2 separate regions of the Homo sapiens genome follow, and region 2 is linked to region 1. A link is a loop called in an ENCODE intact Hi-C map of the cell type or tissue named here. Cell type or tissue: IMR-90. All regions are shown on one strand. Links, peaks and the distances in the headings refer to the core of each region. The heading gives the core; the rest is flanking DNA.

What was found. A loop is a pair of places that touch in the nucleus more often than their neighbours do. Peaks named below come from ENCODE experiments on the same cell type or tissue, not always from the same donor. Only the 100,000 strongest peaks of a DNase experiment are listed, where the experiment ranks them.
Region 2: a loop joins it to region 1, with 4 times the contacts of the local background. A loop is called at or near these places in 15 of 110 quality-filtered maps.

The regions. Positions count from the first base shown.
Region 1 is chr11:45,096,841-45,107,847 of GRCh38, reverse strand. LOC105376652 (a long non-coding RNA gene) reads left to right here. Exons shown (of 6, transcript XR_931241.3): 5 at 528-740; 6 at 1,090-1,363. It also overlaps a transcript of PRDM11 not described here. Among named protein-coding and RNA genes, the nearest start is that of PRDM11, 44 kb to the left of the region's middle. RefSeq lists silencers at 2,059-2,148, 4,496-4,790 and enhancers at 5,586-6,124, 6,125-6,665. In IMR-90, for the core only: CTCF peaks have their summits at 2,165 (motif pointing right) and 4,557 (motif pointing right); DNase peaks (open chromatin) are centred at 2,187, 4,587 and 4,857; H3K27ac peaks cover 489 bases; H3K27me3 peaks cover 889 bases.
Region 2 is chr11:44,551,406-44,562,412 of GRCh38, reverse strand. No RefSeq gene overlaps it. Among named protein-coding and RNA genes, the nearest start is that of CD82, 8.8 kb to the left of the region's middle. RefSeq lists enhancers at 1-76, 77-578, 2,614-3,250 and a silencer at 5,659-5,708. In IMR-90, for the core only: a CTCF peak has its summit at 5,574 (motif pointing left); a DNase peak (open chromatin) is centred at 5,582.

The sequences.
Region 1 (11,007 bases), core at 1,040-9,039:
ACAAAAAAAAAAAAAAATCCAACCCACATTTATTGAGCACTTATTATATGCCAGGAACTGTGCTGGAGCCTTTATGTATATTAACTAGTTTAATTTGTACAATGCCACGCAAATCTATCAGTTCATTTAACACTACAGAGGATTGGTGTGAAAGCAACACGGAAAAGCCAGTCAGCAAACCTGACAGGCTTAGAGGAACCCCACCCCTACCCCTGCCCTGTCCCCCACTCAACTAGAGATGGGCATTTCCTTAAAGGCAGATGGCACAGAAGTCCAGACCTCCCTCTTGGCTTTCCCACTGCACCCCATCCACCCTCTGTTCTGCTTCATCAGTTGTCCACATTTGACATTCATTAGACTTACTCTTCACAACTGTATACACAAAACCATGTGTATCCATGCTGGTGGGGAGCATAAGAGGTTCTCAAGGGTCGTTTTGTGTGTACCTAATTTTTGCCTTACTGATTTAGAACTTGCCCCTGAAATGGGCTATGACTCATTGAACTATAATTAGCCCCGTTTTGCAGGTGAGAAAGTGGAGTTCGAAGATGTCATCAGCCCAGGTCACACAGATGGTGGAGACCAGTGTGGAGCCCGGGAGTGGGCTGAGCAGAGCATCTGGACTTTGAGCTTCCATCAGACCCTGAGATAGTCACCTGTCCTGGCTGCCTGGTGACCCTGGTGTGCTAACGTGGCACTTATCTTGCTCTATGGAGGCCCCTGGGCCCCCTAAACACCAGGTGGGTGCCTTCAGCCAGCCCCATACTGACCTGTGAAGCCCAGGTATTGCTGGCCAACCCACCCCACTCACAGACAGAAGCAGTTCTCCATCTTTTGGCTTTAGCAGATCTGCTTCATTTCTCCTCCCCACAAAGCCTGGACTTTGTTCTGGGGGTATCCCTGTTTGCAGTGAAGCTTTTTCACTCAGTGCTCAATCTGAGCCCAACTCCACCCCACATCTCTGATTCATAGACTTTTGTGACTGCCTTGACCAGTAGAGTATGGCAGAAGATGCTCTGTAACTTCCCAGGCTAGATCTAGAAAATGCCACGCATTTCTGCCTTGCTCTCCTGCGACATCCACTCTTAGAACCCAGTTGCTGTGCTAAAAAGAACTCACAGACCACGTGGAGTGGAGCAGATGGGTCAGTGTCCCAGGTGGCAGCCCGTGTCGGCCTCAGACCTGCACGTGAGGATGCCCACCAGAGGGTTCCTGCCACCACCGTCAAGTCACCCCAGCCTTAATCTTCCAGCCGGCGCCTCAGGCATTATGGGCAGAGGTAAACTGTCTCCATGATGCCCTTTCCAAATTTCTGACCCACAGAATCCATGGCTATAATAAAATGGCTGTCTTATGTGCTCAATTTTGGGGTGGTTTGTAGCATAGCAGTATAACTAGAACATCTAGCTCGTGAGAGAACCAGCAAAGAAAGCAAAAATCACCCCAGCCTATAAAGGGCCCTGAGGGTGGTGGGACCCATGGGTGACAGGAAACCAATCCCTGCACCCCAAGAGGTGGCAGGGCCTCCAACGAGAACGGCTGTGTGGCTTGCGAGGGAGCCTGCACCTTAAGCTGGGGCTGCCAACGGGGTGTAAACTGCTGAGCCCCTGGAAGCGCAGGAGCTTGGGACCTCCTACCTCTACAGACATGGCCAGCCTGGGCTTGAGGCCAGAGGGACTGCAGTGACCCCAGAGGCCCTTTCCTTCCCTCTGGGGCCACGGACACTTGCTGTCATCTGTGCTCTCTCAGGTGGGGGAAGTTCAGGCGTGGGTGAGCCCAGGAGGAGGAACTGGAGAGAAAATTTGAAAGCAAATGTGAAAACGGATGATTTCTTGCACATTTGAGTTTGCAAAGTAAAAGCCTTCTCGGTGCCAGGAACTCTTTGTTGCCTAAAGGAAATCATGTTAGAAGGGTCGGTCCAGCCTGACTTCATGGTCTCAGAGATGTGTGACCCTCACCCCTGGAGAGGCCTCTGTGGCCCTGGGGCTTAGCACCAAGCACTTTGTAGGGGTCTCAGAAATGCTGCCCACTAGAGCAGAGGGCTTCTGGGAAGAGCCATGGGCTCCTCCACTGCCTTGTAGCAGAGGCTGCCCCCAGGGAGAGGGAGGTGGGATCAGAGCCTGAGGCTACGTCCTGGCAATTGTTGTTGTGGCCACCAGGTGGCGGGCCAGGGCCATGCCAAGCTGTTGGGAAGGGCAATCCCAGAGGGGCCTGGACTGGGAGGCCCAGCTGCTTCCATGGCTCTGCTGTCACCACGGCTGGAGGGAGGGGCTGCAGAGTCAGCTGTAGCAGTGGAGGCTGAGGCCCTCTCACAGTGATGAGGTGGCTTTCAGAAGGCCTGAGCACCTGTGGTTCCCCTCGAGGCCTGGTGTGCAGAGGTCTGGCTTCCAGTCCCAGCTCTGCTGTGCAGCCTCAGACAAGCCCTTTCCCTCTCTGATAGATGAGGGTTCTCACTAGATGAGCTCAAGGCTTTTGCAGCACCTGGTGGCTATGACCAGTTGGGTGGCCTTAGGTAGGTCATGGGGTGCTATGGTCTGAATGTGTACTCCTCAAATTCCCACATTGAAACCTAATCACCGATGTGATGGTATTAGGAGGTGGGGCATTGAGGAGGCAATTAGGCCATGAGGACAGTTGACTGGGATTAGTGCCCTTATTAAATAGGTCTGAGGGAGCTCTTTCATCACTTATACTCTGTGAAGATACAGCAAGAAGTGCCATCTGTACATGAGAAAGTGGGTCTTCACCAGACACCAAATCTGGGGCACCTTGATCTTGGACTTCCCAGCTCCCAGAACTATAAGAAATACATGTTTGCTCTTTGTAAACCACCTAGATTATGGTATTTTTGTTATAGCTGCCCAAGCAGACTAAGACATGGGGCCACTGGCCCCGTGATGGGAATGGGGTGGAATTACATGACCCCTGTCCAGGATGCAGGAGGAGGAGATGGTCCCAGGAGCTCCGTGAAGGAAGGAGGCCTGGGAAGCTGCTTGGACATCACAAGGCATCGAGAACCCAACTCTGGGTCCCCGATCTGAATTAACCTCAGGGCTGGGATGATATTCCTATTGCTTTTCTAAAGTGCCCCACCCAGTCCCTTTAGCCGTATTGGTGGTTCTGTGTCATCTGCAGCACTGAGGTTTCTGGGCAGGTTTTAGGCCACCTCCCCCCAAAACCTTTGTTCCTCTTCCCTGGGCTGTGTTTCTGCCATGAGTCACCTTGGGGCTGAGGTCCCAGGTGGGAGATGGGTCATAGCTGGGTGGGGTCTGAAGTGTCTGTGCCTCAGTTTCCTCATCTGCAAAATGGAGAGGCTCTTGCCCATCCTGTAAGGTCAGTAGGAGGACCAGAGTCTTCACTCCATGGTCTCACTCAGCTATCACAGCAACCTTGAGCAGCAGGAAGGGCACGTGTCCTCGTCCCCATTTTGCAGATGAGAAACCCGACCCCCATGGATGAGAAGCAGCTTGCCCCCTTTCATCCAGAGGATCCTGAATTCAGACCCAGATCTGCCTGTCCAGCCCTGTGCCCTGTGCTGCCCTGCTGCCTTCTTCTGCCCTTACTCCTTCTGGCCAGCTGATGCCTGCTTTCTTGAGAGAAGTTCCTCTGGTGCCTCATCACCTGGAAGAGCCAGGTCTCCTGGGAACAAGTGGACAACATTTTGGTCTTGTGCTTTGCCAGGTGCAGTGGCCCTTGAGGGCTAGCCTGTCCACACAGCTCTGTTGCCCTGGGCCCTGCTCAGCCTATCCTAGCTTGAGGGCTATGCCCAGGCGAAAAAGTCTAGGGCACGGAATTAGATCATCTAGAGCAAGTTTTCACCAAGCCTCAATCCCTCAGCTATAAAAAGTAAGTCAACTTACAGGGTCATTGCAAAATAAAGCACAGCTATATTTGAAAGTGCTGAGTGACAGCAGGGATAACCATCGCCCTCAATGCATCCTGACTTGGTGCCAGGCCCTGAGCTAAGCCCCTTTCTTACATGATTTCTCTTGGTTTTCACCGTTAAAGGTAGATTAGTGTTATTGCTTCCTTTCTTGTTGAGGTATAATTTTTATATATATAATTTATATATAATATATATGTTATATATTATATGTTTATATTATATATACTATATATAGTATTACATATAATGTATATATTATATATACAGTAAAGTACACAAACTTTGTGTACAACTCAATGACTTTTTAAAACCGTGTGACCATCAAGACAGAAGTATTTCTGACACCCTCAAAGGCCCCCTCAAGCTCCCTCTTGGTCAATACCCTGCCAAAGGTTAACACTTAAGTTTGGGTTATTTTTCCTGGTTTTACAGATGGGGAAACTGAGGCTCAGGGAGGAACTGTGAACTGCTCAAAGTCACAAAGCTGCAAAACGGTAGGGCCTAGATTTTTCTGTCTCTACCAAAGCACATGGTGATCCATATAGGCTATACAAGTTATTTCCTCTTCCTCTTTCCTCATCTCCCTCTCATCTTCCTCCTCTTCCTCCTCCAACTTTTCCTCCTTCACCAGTCCCCCCATTTGCTGTAGTTTCATATGTCTACCATCAGATGGCGCCAAAGGACCAACTGCAGAGTCCAGGTTGGGCTCCAAGGCCGGGGAGGAGGCAGGCCCGGCGGGGTGGTCAGGGTTTCTGGGCTTTGGGGAGGGATGCAGGGGAAAGCTGCTGGTGACCATCCTGAGTCCTGTCCAGTAGACATGGCAGAGGCAACTGTCCAGTGATGACCAGACAAGAGAATGAAAATGCAAGGCTAGGGCTCACGATTATATGAGCACTGGGCTGGGAGTAGAGAGACTTGGGTTCTCTGTTACTCTCATCACACTCTGAGTCAGCTTCCTGCCCACACAGTGAGTGGGCCTTCCCCCTCCAGGGTAAACAGTCCTGCCTGTCTCTCTGCATCTGCTCTTCTGTACATCAGGCCTGCTCTCCCTTCCTCGGTCGACCAGTTCACACTAATCAGCTTGGCAAGCCCAGCCCAATTGCTGCCATTCCCAGGAAGCCTTCCCTGACTGCTCTGGCATTGAACTGATTACCTTGGCTGCCCCTGTGCAATGGGCCAGGCACCACCTTCTGTGGCCAGAGGCTCGCCTGGCGTTTCCAGCATCCACCAGGGCGGCCAGCACAGGGCTGGGGGCCCAGGGTGTGTGTCACAGGTCATCTGGACCTAATGGACTGGGATGGCAGGGGGGAAGGAGGCTGTGGCACGGTGCAAGGGGGGCTGGACCTAATGGACTGGGGTGGTATGGGGGAAGGAGGCTGTGGCACGGTGTGAAGGAGGCTCCCACAGAAGACGTTATTGCTCTTCTACTCCCTTCCTGGGAGTGGCTGGATTGCAGAGGGCAGTGTTGGGGCCCCAGCTGGGGTGCTTCCCCTCATGCCGGCCCCAGGGAGTGCTGCAAGGCTGAACTTTAGTCTTTCCTCATCTGTGTCCAGCTAGCATCTCCCCGGGAAAGCCAGCTTTCCAGAAACTAAGACAGGAAGAGCCTTTGGGGATCATTAAACACACATCGGCCCAGGTCACACAGGCTTTCGGCAAAGAGCCTGTGACTCTGCTCAGCCTCCAGCTCTGAGCCCTGAACGCCTTCTTCTTCCTCCGCTCAGCCTCCAGCTCTGAGCCCTGAACGCCTTCTTCTTCCTCCGCTCAGCCTCCAGCTCTGAGCCCTGAACGCCTTCTTCTTCCTCCGCTCAGCCTCCAGCTCTGAGCCCTGAACGCCTTCTTCTTCCTCCGCTCAGCCTCCAGCTCTGAGCCCTGAACGCCTTCTTCTTCCTCCGCTCAGCCTCCAGCTCTGAGCCCTGAACGCCTTCTTCTTCCTCCGCTCAGCCTCCAGCTCTGAGCCCTGAACGCCTTCTTCTTCCTCCGCTCAGCCTCCAGCTCTGAGCCCTGAACGCCTTCTTCTTCCTCCGCTCAGCCTCCAGCTCTGAGCCCTGAACGCCTTCTTCTTCCTCCGCTCAGCCTCCAGCTCTGAGCCCTGAACGCCTTCTTCTTCCTCCGCTCAGCCTCCAGCTCTGAGCCCTGAACGCCTTCTTCTTCCTCCGCTCAGCCTCCAGCTCTGAGCCCTGAACGCCTTCTTCTTCCTCCGCTCAGCCTCCAGCTCTGAGCCCTGAACGCCTTCTTCTTCCTCCGCTCAGCCTCCAGCTCTGAGCCCTGAACGCCTTCTTCTTCCTCCGCTCAGCCTCCAGCTCTGAGCCCTGAACGCCTTCTTCTTCCTCTGCTCAGCCTCTAGCTCTGAGCCCTGAACGCCTTCTTCTTCTTCTTCTTCTTCTTCTTCTTCTTTTTTTTTTTTTTGAGACAGAGTGTTGCTCTGTCACCCAGGCTGCAGTGCAGTAGTGCAATCTCACCTCACTGCAACCTCAGCCTCCTGGGTTCAAGCAATTATCCTGCCTCAGCCTCCTGAGTGGCTGGGACTACAGGTGCAGACCACCATGCCCAGCTAATTTTTGTATTTTAAGTAGAGACAGGGTTTCACCATGTTGGCCAGGATGGTCTCGATCTCCTGACCTCGTGATCTGCCCACCTCGGCCTCCCAAAGTGTTGGGATTACAGGCGTGAGCCCATGACCGGCCAAATACCTTCTTTTGACACTTGAAGGAGACCTCCCAGGTCTGAGGACTGGGCAAGTCTCTGCTCTGCAGCCTGACAGCACCCCCTCCCTAACTGGAAGTTCTCCTTAGCTCTCTCCTCTCATGGAACAGACACACCTCTCAGCCCAGTAAGGTGACTAGGGTGCAAGAAGTGTGGGGAAAGGGAGAAGCTGCTTTCCCTGGCTAAAGTCCTATTAATCCCCACCCCCCCACTTCCAACACACACACACAAAGCCACAATACTTGTCCCTCTGTTGGAAGACTCTGGAGCTGGTTAAGAATACAGCATTTGGATTAGATATCCCTGGGTGCAGATTCCATCTCTGCTACTTATTGTCTGCATGACCCTGGGCAAATACTTAAACTTTGTAAGTTTCTTCTCTGAGAAGTGGGACTAACCCAGTTCCTACCTCAAGCTGGTTATTGTGCACATCCAATGAGAGAAAATATGCAAAATATATAGCACAGGCCTGGCCCATAATAAGTGTTCAATAAAAGGCGGCTTCTGTTGTGGCTTATGAGCTCAGTCCCAGTGAGAAGCCTCAGTTCCATAAAGAAAGGAACTGCCCGGTTGAGGATGGGAAGCTGTTGACTGGCTGATGGGTATGCAAATAACCTCTCTGATGTCAACATACCACGGACCTATGGAGGAGAGGGCTGCTGCTCAGGGTGATCTCACCAGCCAATCAGCAGCAGCAGATGATGATGAGCACCAGTGGGTGGGTATGGCTTGAGAAGGGGAGGGAGGAAAGAAGCAGCAGACAGACAGAAGGACTGGGAGTTCAGGGCTGCCAATCAGGACATCTGGGCTCCCAGCTTGACTCTGAAAATGAAGAGCCATTTGTGTAGGCTGTGAAAGGCTGAGCATGAGTTTCTTCACCTATGACATGGGGTGGCCCCTCTGCCTATTTTTTTCTCCTGGGGTGAGTGTGAGGATCACCCCATCACTCTGATGGATAGGACAAGGTTCTGAAAGGTACAAAGAGGTCTCAGTCACTCGGATTTTAAGGACAATTAGCGAATCAGTATGGCTGAGGGATTGCTCTTAATTACTCAAACTTTCAAATTTCATTTTAGCCCTTGGATGGAAATATTTTTAGAAATGTGATAGAGTTCCCGACTTTATTACATAGTGTAATTGATGTAGGATGTGTTGATGCATTCAGAATCTGCCAAATGATGCCATTTTATGATGCTTAAAAAAAATAAAAAATCTTTGGTTTCCCGACATTAGCTAGCATCCCTCCCTGCTGTCACTGCACCTGCCTCTCAATTCTTCTCCCATCCCATAAAACTTTCTACTTCTAATCTGCTGTGAATTTGAGAGTCAGACCTACAGCTCTGTCAGAACAGCGGGTGAAGTAAGAGTAACTGGGTCCTGAGACAGGCTGAAGAGCTCACAAGTAAAGTGCATGAGCTTCAGAATTGGCAGTCTAAGCTAGAAAGAATGCATAAGACCTACTATTTGATAGCACAACAGGGTGACTACAGTAAGTAATAACTTAATTGTACAGTTTAAAATAATGAAAACACTGTAATTGGATTGTTTATAACACAAAGAATAAATGCTTGAGGGGATGGATACCCCACTCTCCATGATGTGATTATGGCGCATTGCATGCCTGTATCAGAACATCTCATGTGCCCCATACATATACGCACCTGCTATGTAGCCACAGAAATTAAAAATAAAAAAAGTAAAAAAAAAAGGCAGTGTAAGGCAGGTGCTTCCTCACTCCTGGTCTTGGCTGTGGACCCAGGAGATGTGGGGCCAGAGCCTGTGATTTTTTTTTTTTTTTTTTTTTTTTTAAGATGGAGTCTCACTCTGTTACCCAGGCTGGAGTGCAGTGGCACGATCTTGGCTCACTGCAACCTCCGCCTCCCGAGTTCAAGCAATTCTCCTGCCTCAGCCTCTGGAGTAGCCGGAACTACAGGCACACATCACCACACCTAATTTTTTTGTATCTTTAGTAGAGACAGCGTTTCACTGTGTTGTCCAGGCTGCTCTCGAATTCCTGAGCTCAGGCAATCTGCCCACCTCAGCCTCCCAAAGTGCTAGGATTACAGGCGTGAGCCACCACACCCGGCCCAGAGCCTGTGATCTTAATCTCAAGGCCATCAGGCATCGCGTGCCATTCCTGCTGCTCCACTGCCCCTGCCCCAGTCTAGCCTTCCCTCCCTCCCTCAGCTGGCTTCCTGCAGTAGCCCTCTGGCTAGACATCCCTCCTGCCAATGATCCCTCTCCAGTCCACTTCAATACACTATCAGCCATTTTCCAGAATCTGATTACCTTCTTTTGTTGCTTGAAACACTCCATTGACTCTTTAGAGCTGCAGAATCCAGCTCAAACTCCCTTGCTTAGTACAACACTCCTCAGGAGCCCACCCTTGGGGGTCTTCTAGCCTCACCTTCGCCCGCCTTCCTGTTCCCACATCCTCTGTGTGGCCCTTTCCCATACCCACTATGGAGCACTACCTTTCTCAGGCTTCACAGTGCTATTCTTTCTGACCTCCCCCAACTTCCTCACCTGGGAAAATACAACCCAGGTGTCACTCCTTCCAGGAATTCTCCATTGCCCCTTTCTAGACTTAATTGAATTGTTCCCCACCACCACCCCATAGTCATGGTAGTGGTTAAAATCATGGATCCTGGGACCTGACCACATGGATGCAAATCCCAGCTCTGCCTCCTCATAGCTGTGCGAGCCTGGGCAAGTCACCTGGCCTGGTTTCCCACCTGTAAAGTGGAACTAGCATTAGTAGCAACCTCACTGACCTCATCTCATGCCAACCTCTATCTCGTAATGATTGGTTTCCAGTCTCCCCGACTAAGTCCAAGCTTTTCAAGAGCAAGCACAGTCTCCATTCATCTGTGCTCTTCCTTCCCTGGTGTCTGGTGCAGAGTCAGGTACACATCCCCTGCTCAATGATGGCCAAATGCAGGAATGGATGTCAAGGCCAACATTGGCCAGAGGGTCCTTCCTTAGCACACAGGAACACCCAGCACTGTGTGAGTTTTCCTTGCATGTCAGTCTTCTTCCTGGCCCCAGATGATAAGTCCCTGGGGATGAGGGGAACGAGGCCATCCCCTCCATCAGCTGTGGTGCTAGTCACTGGGCCTGATACTCTGAGGCCTGGGTGGGTTCCCTGAAGGTGCCGCTAGGGCACTGTCCATGGTGCTGAAGAGCTCTGTCACGTGACTAATTCCTCCTTCTGAGATGGTAGTTGGGGAGTGAAGGGATTTGCTTCAGGGCAGCCACGAATGGATTTTTCATCTCCAATCCCAGCCAGCACATTTTGTTCTGACATTTCTTTGGCACCTTTGCCAATGACGTGACGGTGCCTGTGCAGCTCTTTCCCCTGCCTTCCAAATTCCTTGGAGAACTGTCATATTCCCCACTCCCCACTTCCTCCTGCCACTGCAGGCACCTCCAAACATGAGTGTATCACCCAGAGATGTGGACTGAAGAGAGTGGAACACAGCCTGTGGCCCCAGTTGCCAACAAGGCGGCTCCATGCTTTCCGTAGCCTGCTTGTCTCACCTACAGGTGGTCCTAAGCCCTGGATGTGTCCCAATAGCTCCGTCCTCAAGGACAAGCTAAACAGGAAAAGCCTGGCCAGAAAAAATGGTAGTGAAAATAAATTCTGATTCTATGTGTGCAGTAGAGTTCAATGGTCTGAGCATCTGAGCGACACTTGAGTTTGAATCCCATTACCCCTGTGTGATCTTGAGTGATTTGTTCCACCCCTGAGCTTCAATTTCCTCACCTGTTAAATGGGAGGGATGAAAGCTTTCCCACAGGATTGTGGTGAGGACAAAATTAGACAATGTAGGTAAATGTGCTGGCAATTCTGCCGGCATGTAACAAATGCTCACGTTTGGTAGCTACTATTCCTCAGACTTTACTTGATAGAGAAGCCTGTGAATTTCAGACTGGAAGGGAACCTAGTCCAGTGCCTTCAGTTTACATACAAGGAAATTGAGGCTCAGCCAGGTGAAGGACTTGTTTAAGGTCACATGGCCAGTAAGGGAGAGGACTCAGGAGAGCAGGGGAATCTTCAAACTTGTGAGCTATTGATGCATTAAGTCACCAGGATGCTGAAGTTGGAGGTATGGGGGGCTGCATACAGGATGAAGGTAAAGGTGCTTTCTATTTAGCTGCAGGAAATATCCTTGATTTGAACCTTAAAACCAAATTCCCTGGCCTCATCTTCATCCCATTTACCTCTCAGCCACATTTCCAGGTTGGTAGCCTCATTATCCCCGTTTGCCAGATGAGAAAAAGGAGGCTCAGAGGAGCAAGGAGACTGGTGCATGGCCACGCAGCTGCCTCCCTGCCAGGATTGGCATGAAGATCATGTGAGATGAGCAGGCAGGAGTTCCTGAAACAGGCCTGGCAGAGAATGTACTTGGAAATGA
Region 2 (11,007 bases), core at 1,472-9,471, 550 kb after region 1:
AACTGGCTGGGGGGCTGAGCACAGTGGCTCACACCTGAAATCCCAGCCCTTTGGGAGGCTGAGGCAGGAGGATTAAAGAGCTCAGGGGCTCAAGACCAGCCTGGGCAACAGGATGAAACCCTGTCTCTACAAAAACTACAAAAATTAGCTGGGTGTGGTGGCGTGTGCCTGTGGTCCCAGCTACTCGGGAGGCTGAGGTGGGAGGATCGCTTGAGCCAGGGAGGCGGAGGTTGCGGTAAGCTGAGATTGCACCACTGCACTCCAGCTGGGCAACAGAGCAAGACCCTGTCTCAAAAAACAAAACAAAACAAAACAAAACAAAACAAAACAAAACAAAAAAACTGGCTTGGGCTGGATAGGCAGTCTAGGTTTTTAAACACCCAAAGCATGATCAAGGTCAGGTGTGGGCTCTGGGTGGCCACAGGTGCCCTCTTGTCCAGGTCTATGGTGACATTGCCATTTGGCCTTGTCTCCCCAGCTTCTAGCACATGCCTGGAAGCTTAAGGGACAGTTGTTGAGTAGATGTGCATCTGAGTCTAACTTAGTCCATTTTCTGTTGCTATAACACAATACCATAGGCTGGGTAATCGATAAAAGAATTTTATTTTGTATAGTTCTGCAGCCTGGGAATTCCAAGGTTGAGAGGCTACATCTGGTGAAAGCCTTCTTACTGACTCATCACATGGTGAGAGGGCAAGGGCATGCCACCGCAGGTCTCTCTTCATCCTATTATAAAGCTACCAGTCCTCATCATGAGGGCCCCATCCTGATGACCTTATCTAATCCTCCCAAAGGCCCTACCCCCAAATACCATCAACATATGAATTTGGGGATTCAGTTTCCAATACATTCAAACCATAGCAGAGTCATTCACTGAAATATCACATTGGGTTGGCTCCCTCAGCATTGTCCCTATCCCCTCTCTTCCAGCAGAAGGCAAGCTTTGTCATGACTCACCTTGGGCATTTTGCCAGGCAGAAAGCGCAGACACTTCTAGTGAGACTCTACCTCTAGTCCATTCTAGAGGTGGAGCCAGGAGTTCTGGAGGTGGGAAAAGGGGTGAGAAGAACCACCCTAGAAAGCCTTGAGAGAAGATATCCATGGCCAACTTGGAGATGGGGAAGACGGTGGTGTGGCAAGACCTCAGAGAGGTATGGCTATAGGATTGCCAGGCTCTCAGAAGATTCCCCCACCCCAAAGGTGGAAGATGAACAGCTGAGCAGGAGACTTCAAAGAACTTGTAGGCAAGAACATGGGGGCCAGTTCCCTGTTAGTGTCTGGGCCTAGGTTAAGGCCCCAAGACTTTTGCACATCTCTGGTGGAGGAAGGTAAAGAGAATGAGTGCGGGTATCTGTTTCCTACTGTTATGTAACAAACCATCCCACTCATTTATTTTGCCCATAAATCTGCAGTTTGGGGTGGGCTCAGCAGCAACGGCTTATCTCTGCTCTACGCAATGTCAGGTGGTTCAATTGGAGGTTGGGGATCCATTTTCAAGATGGTGTACTCACACACCTAGCAAGTTGGCACTTGCTGCCAGCTGGGAGGTCAGCCAGAGCTGTGGAGGCCTTTGGTCCTCTCCATGAGGCTGCTCCACAGGTTGCTTGAGCTTCTTCATAATTTGGCTGCCGGTTTTGAAGAACAAAGACTCACTTAGAAGTGCATGGCATTTTGTGACCTAGCCTTAGAAGTCATATAGGATCACTTCCTTTGCATCCTATTAGTAGAAGCAGTCACCAAGGCCCTGGTTCAAGAGCAGGGTACATAGTCTCTTTCTTAACCAGGGGGTAACAAAATTCTAGAAGAGTTTTCAAGAAAGGAGATATTGTTGCAGCCATCTGTGAAAAATACAATCTGCCCCAAGCGAGTCCTCAGAATGACTGGAGGAGGGTTTCTCTGATGGGAGCTGAGAGTTCAAACTCAATTGATTGTTTTAAAAAATGGTATACAGTATGTATCACACAAGCATTTGTGCACAAATGAATAAGAAGTTCAGCAGTGGACAACTGGTCTTGAGTAGCTGGATGTCTTTTTTTTGTTTTTTTTTTAGATGGAGTCTCACTCTGTTGCTCAGGCTGGAGTGTGGTCGTGCGACCTCGGCTCACTGCAACCTCTGCCTCCCAGGTTCAAGTGATTCTCCTGCCTCAGCCTTGTGAGTAGCTGGAACTACAGGTGTGTGCCACCACGCCCAGCTAATTTTTTTGTGTTTTTAGTAAAGACTGGGTTTCACCATGTTAGCCAGGATGACCTCGATCTCCTGACCTCGTGATCCACCCACCTCGGCCTCCCATAATCCTGGGATTACAGGCGTGAGCCACCGCGCCTGGCCTAGTAAGTGGATGTCTTAAGATCTTTCTTCAAGAGTCCTCAGAATAGAGTTAGCACTTCCCTCCCTAAACCTGCACTGTTTCCTTAAAGTTACAAACTTAAAAATTGCACTCATTTAATCCTGATAGCAACAACCCAGTGAGGCACATACTATTATGAGGCCCATTCCCAAGATGTGGAAATGGAGCACTCAGATGCTAAAGTCATACAACTAACAAGTGATGGAGGAAAGTGAAGTTGCAGCTTATATATAGCTAACCCAATTTTCAGTTCCTGAAATTGAGCCCTAGGGGAAAGGCCCAAGTTGGGACCCAGTGAGCGCCCAACACTGAATCGCAAAAGCTCGCACTGGATCAAGGAGGTTCCCCAGGGCCTTGAAGGGACCCTGCTTCCTGCTTACAGAAAGAAGGCTGGCCCCAGAAAGCTGGGCTCCAGCACTTGCTTGGCATAACCCCGCCCTATCCTCTGTCCTCTTGCCGAGTCTCAGGCCAGGAAGTGGTTAATAGCACTTTCCCACACTTTCTGTTTCCATTTCTCTATTCCTGAACACAGTCATTCCTGCATTTGAATGGGCTCAGCAGGACCACCGACCTTTATTTTTTTCTCCAAAGCACTTAAAGGGGATTGGAACTCTAAGCCCATTATAGCTGGGTTGTAGCTGAGGACAGGGGCTGAGTTCCCACAGAAGACACTGAGCCATTGATTTGTTCCTGTCTCAGTCATTTCAGAAAGATCAGTGAGGCCCCTGCTCAAATCCTGCCCTGCCGCCTACTACATCTGAAGGTCCAGGGGTTACTCTTCAGGGGGCTTTTAGCCCCTGTACATTGCCATGTTGCCATAGCAACTACGACACTAATAATGGCAGCCACCGTTTTAAAAGTAAGCTGTAAAATAACTAATTTAAATATATTTAACTAATTTGATAACTAGCATTTGCGTAGCACTTTACATATTCTAAAGCTTATTTATATTTATCTTACAACTGTGGCACTTGGGTAAGTCTTTGAAACTATTAAATCATGTCCCCCCCTCCCCAAATTCCCTGTTCTACCCGTTTATTTTTCTTTTTAGGCATCAGCTTAAACCCATGGTAGGGTTATATACATCCCAATATATGTCATTTGTTTATAATAGATATGTATGTACTATTTTATTAGCCATTTTGCATAATATGAACTATGCACAAAGACAAATATTTTATTTTATTTATTATTATTATTATTATTATTATTTTTGAGACAGATTCTCACTCTGTCGCCCAGGCTGGAGTGCAGTGGTACAATCTTGGCTCATTGCAACCTCTGCCTCCTGGGTTGGAGCAATTCTCCTGCCTCAGCCTCCCAAGTAACTGGGATTACAGGTGTGTTTCACTCACGCCCAGCTAATTTTTTTGTATTTTTAGTAGAGACGGGGTTTCACCATGCTGGCCAGGCTGGTCTTGAATTCCTGACCTCAGGCAATCCACCCACCTCGGCCTCCCATAATGCTGGGATCACAGGTGTGAGTCACTGCGCCTGGCCAAAAAACAAAAATTTTAAATGATAATTATTTAAAATATTGTATATATATATCTATAAAATAAACAGAAAGCAGTCCTATTATTTTCTCCTTGAACCCCAGCGGATCACATTGGAGACCATCGGCCACGCCTTTAGGGAGGGATTTTTGGAAGAGCAAAGCAGAAGAAAGGGGACTACTCTGGGCAGCGCTTTTTCAGTCTCCAGATAGAAGCACACCTTGGAGCTGTTGCAGGTTCCTTTCCCAACCACCACACTGAAGCGAATATTGCAATAAAGTGAGACACACAAATTTTTTTGGTTTCCTAATGCATGTAAAAGTTATGTTTACCCTCCACCATAGTCTATTAAGTATGCAATAGCATGTCTAAAAAATGTGCATACCTTACTTAAAAACTGTTGATCCTGGCCAGGTGTGGAGGCTCATGCCTGTAATCCCAGCACTTTGGGAGGCCGAGGTGGATGGATTACCTGAGGTGTGGAGTATGAGACTAGCCTGGCCAACATGATGAAACTCTGTCTCTACTAAAAATACAAAAATTAGCTGGGTATGGTGGCGGGCGCCTGTAATCCCAACTACTCAGGAGGCTGAGGCACGAGAATTGGTTGAACCCAGGAGATAGAGGTTGCAGTGAACCGAGATCACACCACTGCACTCTGGGAAACAGGGCGAGAGATTCAGTCTCAAAAAAAAAAAAAATTGATCCAAAATTCTGACAAAAAGTGAGTGCATACTGTTGGAAAAATGGCACGGACAAATTTGCTCAGTTCAGTTGCCACAAACCTTCAATTTGTAAAAAACACGTTATCTGTAAAGCGTAATAAAAAGCAATGTATGCCTGCACTCATAAGCCCCTGAGATGGATGAGGAGGTGCTGCAGAAAGGGGAACTCTCACAGCTGTTCTTCGGTGGAGCTGCACTATATCAGTGGGGAGATCTTTCCCTGAATCAGGCCTGAGATCTAAAAGAACACACCTGTGGCCCAAGAAGCTGATGGTGTAGACGTTCTCTCCCTTATACAGTTGAGAAGGCCAAGGCTTAGTTGAGTTGAAAAAGTTTTGAATTTGTGGCCAGCATTTAAAAATTGGGGAATTTTATGTTGATTTTTAGATGTATAGGGATAGGGACATCTGAGCCTCCTGCTGTGCCTTCCAACGGGGCCACAGCGGATGGACCTGAGTTGTGGCTGACCTCTTTATTTGCGACATATGACCTCCAGCTGGCTACAGTCCCCACTGTGCCTATGGCTCATCTAGCCTGCTTCCCTCATTTTTGTGACCTGCCTGGTTCCCATGGGGAACTGAGTTTGCAATCCGGGGAGCAATACTGGCTGAATTCATGTTCATATTGAGAGCATTCTGAGTAGCTGGCAGGGCCACACAGACCTTAGCGGGAAGACAGGGACACCACTTTCCAGGATGATCCCTGTGAAAACTGCCATGTTTGCACTGCCCTCCTCTGTGAGACATGGTTTAGCTCAAGTCCTTGCTCTGGTAACTTTCCAACATGTGACTTTGGGCACATGTGACCTTCACCTCTCTGGGTTTGTTTCCTCACTGCTTACGCTGCAGGCAATGCACATACAATATTTGCTACTTTAGGGCTATGAGATGCACTAGTTAGTTGTGTCCAAGTCATTCCTTTTACCAACAGAAATGAAGAGAAAGAGGAGAAAAAAATAAATAAAACCAAAAACCTCATCACTCTTTTCTCCAAAATGAGCATTTATCGCCCTCTGGTGTCCACCACAGCGCTCAGTGCAGCCAATTAAGAGCGGCTTGAAGGCCGGGCGCAATGGCTCATGCCTGTAACCCCAGCATTTTGCGAGGTTGAGGCGGGCAGATCACCTGAGGTCAGGAGTTCAAGACCAGCCTGGGCAACATGGTGAAACCCTGTCTGTACTAAAAATACAAAAATTAGCCGGGTGTGGTGGCATGAGCCTGTAATCCCAGCTACTCGGGAGGCTGAGGCAGGAGAATTGCTTGAACCCAGGAGGTGGAGGTTGCAGTGAGCCGAGATCACCCCACTGCGCTCCAGCCCAAGAGACAGAGCAAAACTCCGTCTCAAAAAAAAAAAAAAAAAAAAATCAGCTGGCACGGTGCCTCACGCCCATAATCACAATCCCAGCACTTCGGGAGGCTGAGGAGGGCAGATCACCTGAAGTCAGGAGTTCAAGACCAGCCTGGCCAACATGGTGAAACGCCGTCCTTAGTGAAAATACAAAAATTAGCTTGGCGTGGTCATAGGTGCCTGTAATCTCAGCTACTTGGGAGGCTGAGGCAGGAGAATCGCTTGAATCTTGCAGACAGAGGTTTCAGTGAGCCGAGATCATACCACTGCACTCCAGCCTGGGTGACAGAGTGAGACTCTGTCTCAGAAAAAAAAAAAAAAAAAAAGTTGGGGGCTTGGAGATGAAAGACTTGGAGGCAGGGGAATAGGGGCTGCCCCATTCCTCATGGTCTCAGTTTAATCCCCCTGGCTGCAGGGCCAGGTGAGGGCAGACATGGAATTAGGTCTCTACGCCAAGTTTCAACTGCAGACACCCACCCAGCTCAGATAAGGACACTTTTGAGGCGTGGGATTTACAAGCCAATGAGACAGCTGGCCTAAAGTCACCGCATTTAATAATCATGATGAAATAACATTAAACACAGTAGGTATTAGTTATAAGCATGGCAAGTGAAATCTAGTTGTTTTTGCAGAAAAATTTTATTTAATGGCTCTTGCAAAGTCCCCTGAATTGTTGAGCATGGGGCTGGGGTTGGCTGGAGAGTCACAGCTTCTGTGAGGTTATACTGCAGTAACAAAGAACTCCCCAAATCTCATTGATTTATATCAACAAAGGCCCTATTCCCCACTTATGTTACATGGCCGCTAAAGATTGCTGTGGGTCACGTGAGACTCTGCTTCATGTGTCTTTGTTATTCCCAGATCCAAGATGGAAAATCCGTCCCTATTTAGGGTCTTCTCATGGGACAGAAAAGAAGAAGCAGTGGTCAAGCCGCTTGGTGGCTCTCAAAGCTCCTGCTTAGATGTGGTATCTGTCATTCTGCCTACATGCCATTTGTTAAGGCAAGTTATGAAGCTGAGCTCCATATCATGGGCAGAGAAGTGTCCTCCCAGAGGGAGTTGTTGCCAGTCACATGACAATGGGCGGGGCTGTCTAATCTTACAGGGATGGGAAGGGACTCATTGGAGAAAAGGAAAACCCATACCAGTTCCTCTAGCACTGATAGCTGGATTCTGGGGAGCAGAGCTACCAGGTACATCAGTTACAAAGACACTGAATGCCACAAATCATGCTTCATAGTAGCTCTCATTCAACTGTATTTCACTTCTGCATTTCACAAATTATTTATTGAGTGCCTCCTGTGTCCTGGATGATATTCTAGCACTGAGGATATAGCAGTCAATGCCTTTGCCCTCTTGAATATATATTTGGATACCTATTATATATAATATTTATAACATATTATATATAACTTATATGTAAATAAAAATATGTACATATTTGCCATCATGATTTGAAAAAATATTTACCCAAAATTTACTTTTAGTGTGTTCAAGTAGCTGTAACAAAATACTTTAGACTGGGCAATTTATTAACAGTAGAAATTTATTTCTCATGGTTCTGGAGTGTGGGAAGTCCAAGACTGAGGTACCAGCAGATTGGCATCTGGTGAGGGCCCACTCTTTGCTTCCAAGATGGCACCTTCTAGCTACATCCTCACATGACTGAAAGGGCTAACAAGCTCCTTGGGCCTCTTTTAAAAGGGTGCTGCTCCCATGCACAGAGGTGAAACCTTCATGACCAAATTATCTCCCAAAAGCCCTATCTCTTAATACCATTGCATTGGGGAGTAGGTTTCAACATATGAATTTCAGGGGACACAAACATTCAGACCATAGCACTGACTCATGAACAGAAAGCCTGCTCTAATGATTTCACACAAAAATGGAGGCTAGACCATTTGGGCTGTGGGTGGATACTGCAAGAAGACACGTGACTCTAAGTTGTATCTCAGTAGTTCTTCCGGGAGGTCTGCATCCAATGTTCACGGTGTAGTGTGTAACCACCACTATAGGCTCATTCTCTTTTCTCTTTTTTTTTTTTTTTTTTGAGACAGTCTCACTCTGTTGCCCAGGCTAGAGTGCAATGACACAATCTTGACTCACTGCAACCTCCACCTCTGGGGTTCAAGCTATTCTCCTGCCTCAGCCTCCTGAGTAGCTGGGATTACAGGTACCCATCACCACACCCGGCTAATTTTTGTATTTTTAGTAGAGACGGGGTTTCACCATGTTGGCCAGGCTGGTCTCAAACTCCTGACCTCAAGTGATCCGCCTGCCTCGGCCTTCCAAAATGCTGGGGTTACAGGCGTGAGCCACTGTGCCTGGCCTACCATAGGCTCATTCTCATTATTAGGTGTAACTGTTGCCTAAGAAAGAGGAAGAGCCTGTGGAGGAAGCAGATGAGCCAGGAGACCTGGGAAATTTAAGCACTCATAGAAATATTCAGCAATGAAAGAAATGCACTCGTGAGCCTCCATTTGGCCCTTGTGTGACTCTGCATACTGTGCATATTTTTTTCATGAATAAGAAAGTAAAGAATGGTTATAAAAGTGTTGTTGGTTCTGGAATACACCACCACATTTCCTGAGCACAACAGGTGTTTTCTAAAAACCTAGAGAAACAGATTAAGTGGTAGACAAAAAACCATCATCCACCAAAGAGTTCCTAAGCCGGCAGACACACAAACCCACTAATGACTCCATTGAGGGTTGGGTAATTAGGCGATTGGTGTTTCAGATGCTCTCTATTATGCAGAAGTCCTCAGTGGATTGTAATACTGTGTATGTTTGTATGATATTGGATAAATCGATTGGGATGTTTGGATAGGTTAGTATTATGTCCTAAATGCTTATGTCCCCTCTAATATTCACATATTAAAACTCTAACCTTTAGTGTGGCTGTTTTTGGAGATGGGGCCTCTAAGGAAGGAACTAATGTTAAGTGAGGTGGTAAAGATGGGGACCTGATCTGATAGGATTCGTGTGTTCATAAGAAAAGACACTGGAGCTCTTCCTCTCTCTCCACCATGTGAGGAAAAAAGAGAAAAGTCAGAATCAGAGGATTACCTAAGGCTGTAAAACAGTTTGTGCTAGAGCCAAAGTTAGAAAATGTCTTTGTGATTCCTTGTTCCATTGTCTTAACGAGGTGACTTAGTCCACTTGTACTGCTATAGCAAAATACCTGGGACTGCATAATTTCTAAATAATATAAATAGATTTCTCATGGTTCTAGAGGCTGGGAAGTCCAAAACCAAGCCCTGGTGGATTCAGTGTCTGGCAAAGACCTGCTCCTCATAGATGGTGCCATTTAGGTGCCCTCACATGGCAGAAGGGATGGAAGTGCAAGAAGGGCTAAGCTGGTTCCCTCCAGTCCTTTTATAAGGTACTAATCCATGCATGAGGATGGAGCCCTCATGATTTAGTCACTTTTCAAAAAGAAGTGATTACTACCTCTTACTACCACCACAGTGGGGATTAAGTTTCAACATGAATCTTACAGGGGATGCACGTCCAAACCATAGCACTAGTATTTCAAACAGTGACATCACATGTTAATATTGGCCCACTAGGAATGTGTTTTAAGAAGCAGACCCAACATTTGCTATCTGCCAAGATCTCTCCCTTCCATTCTGCTAGAAGGCTTTCCTATCCCTTATTAGGGCCCCAAGTCTATGGTGCCAGTCCCAGATCCCAGTGTGGCCCTTTTATCACCAGCCCAGTCAGGAAGCCTGCAGGCTGTTTCTGGAGCCCAAGCACTTTGCTGGCAGTGAAGGAAGAAGAAATGAAGAAAGAGCTAGAAAAAAGAAAACGTTCTAGTTCACCAGGAGAGCTCACCTTTATCCTGGGTCTAAGAGGAATTTGCTTGCTGGGGTCCTTAGGTATCAGGTCACTGGGCCATATGATAAACTTTATCCATGACTGCAGTATTTAAAAGAAAGTTTTATCTGAGCTCTATTTCAATAATTTCCAGGTTATGCCCTTAAAAGGACAAGAGGTTCAGGTGATGGGTTCATCAAACTCTCACAAGTCATCACTAAATAACTTACTCATGTAAGTTACAAATACCACTTGTTCCCCCCAAACCTATGGAAATAAAAAATTTAAAAAAAACACACACAAAACCCATGAAAATATAGCTAGAATGAAAAAAAAAAAAAAAGAACAAGAGGCTGCCTTTTGCTCCCCCCCTCCCTGTCTTCTCTGAATTCCCACTGGCTAGAATGGAGATGTGATGGTTAGAGTTGAAGCAGCCATATTAGACCTCAAGGTAGCAGCCAAATATTGAGGAGAACGAGCAACAAAGACAGGAGACAGGATTTCAACTGCATTCTCAGCTGGGCCCACCAAACTAAATATTAACATAAGACAGAAGTTAACTTTGGCAGCATCATCACTATCACCACCACCACCACCATTGTCACCATCATCAATGTCACCATCAATGTCATCAGCGTCACCACCAACACCATCATCATTCTCACCACTACCATTACAATCCACTATCACCACCTTCACAATCACCAAGACCATCTCTATTGTGTTTGTCATCATCACCATCATCATCATCATCCCCATCATCACTGCATTAACCAAAGTCATCATGAATGACATCATCGACATCATCACTGCCATCTTCATCATCGTCATCACAATTATTATCAGCATCTTCATTACCAACAACAGTAGCTTTGCCATCACTATTCCCACCCATGGAATGACTCTCAGTCCATGGACTGTCAGGTCAGAATCCCAAGAGGAAATGATGCCCTCTAAGAAATATTGTTGCTGCTGCTCCTGCTACAGTTCTAATCACCACCACTGCTGTTATTACTGTTGCTGCTACTACTACTGTTATTGTTGCTGACAGTCAGCCCTCTATCCATATCTGTGGGTTCTGCATTCATGGATTCAACCAACCACACAATAAAAATATTTGGAGACATAAATTCCACAAAATTGGCTGGGCACGGTGGCCCATGACTATAATCCCAGCACTTTGGGAGGCCAAGGTGGGCAGATCACTTGAGGTCAGGAGTTTGAGACCAGCCTGGCAAACATGGTGAAACCCTGTCTCTACTAAAAAATACAA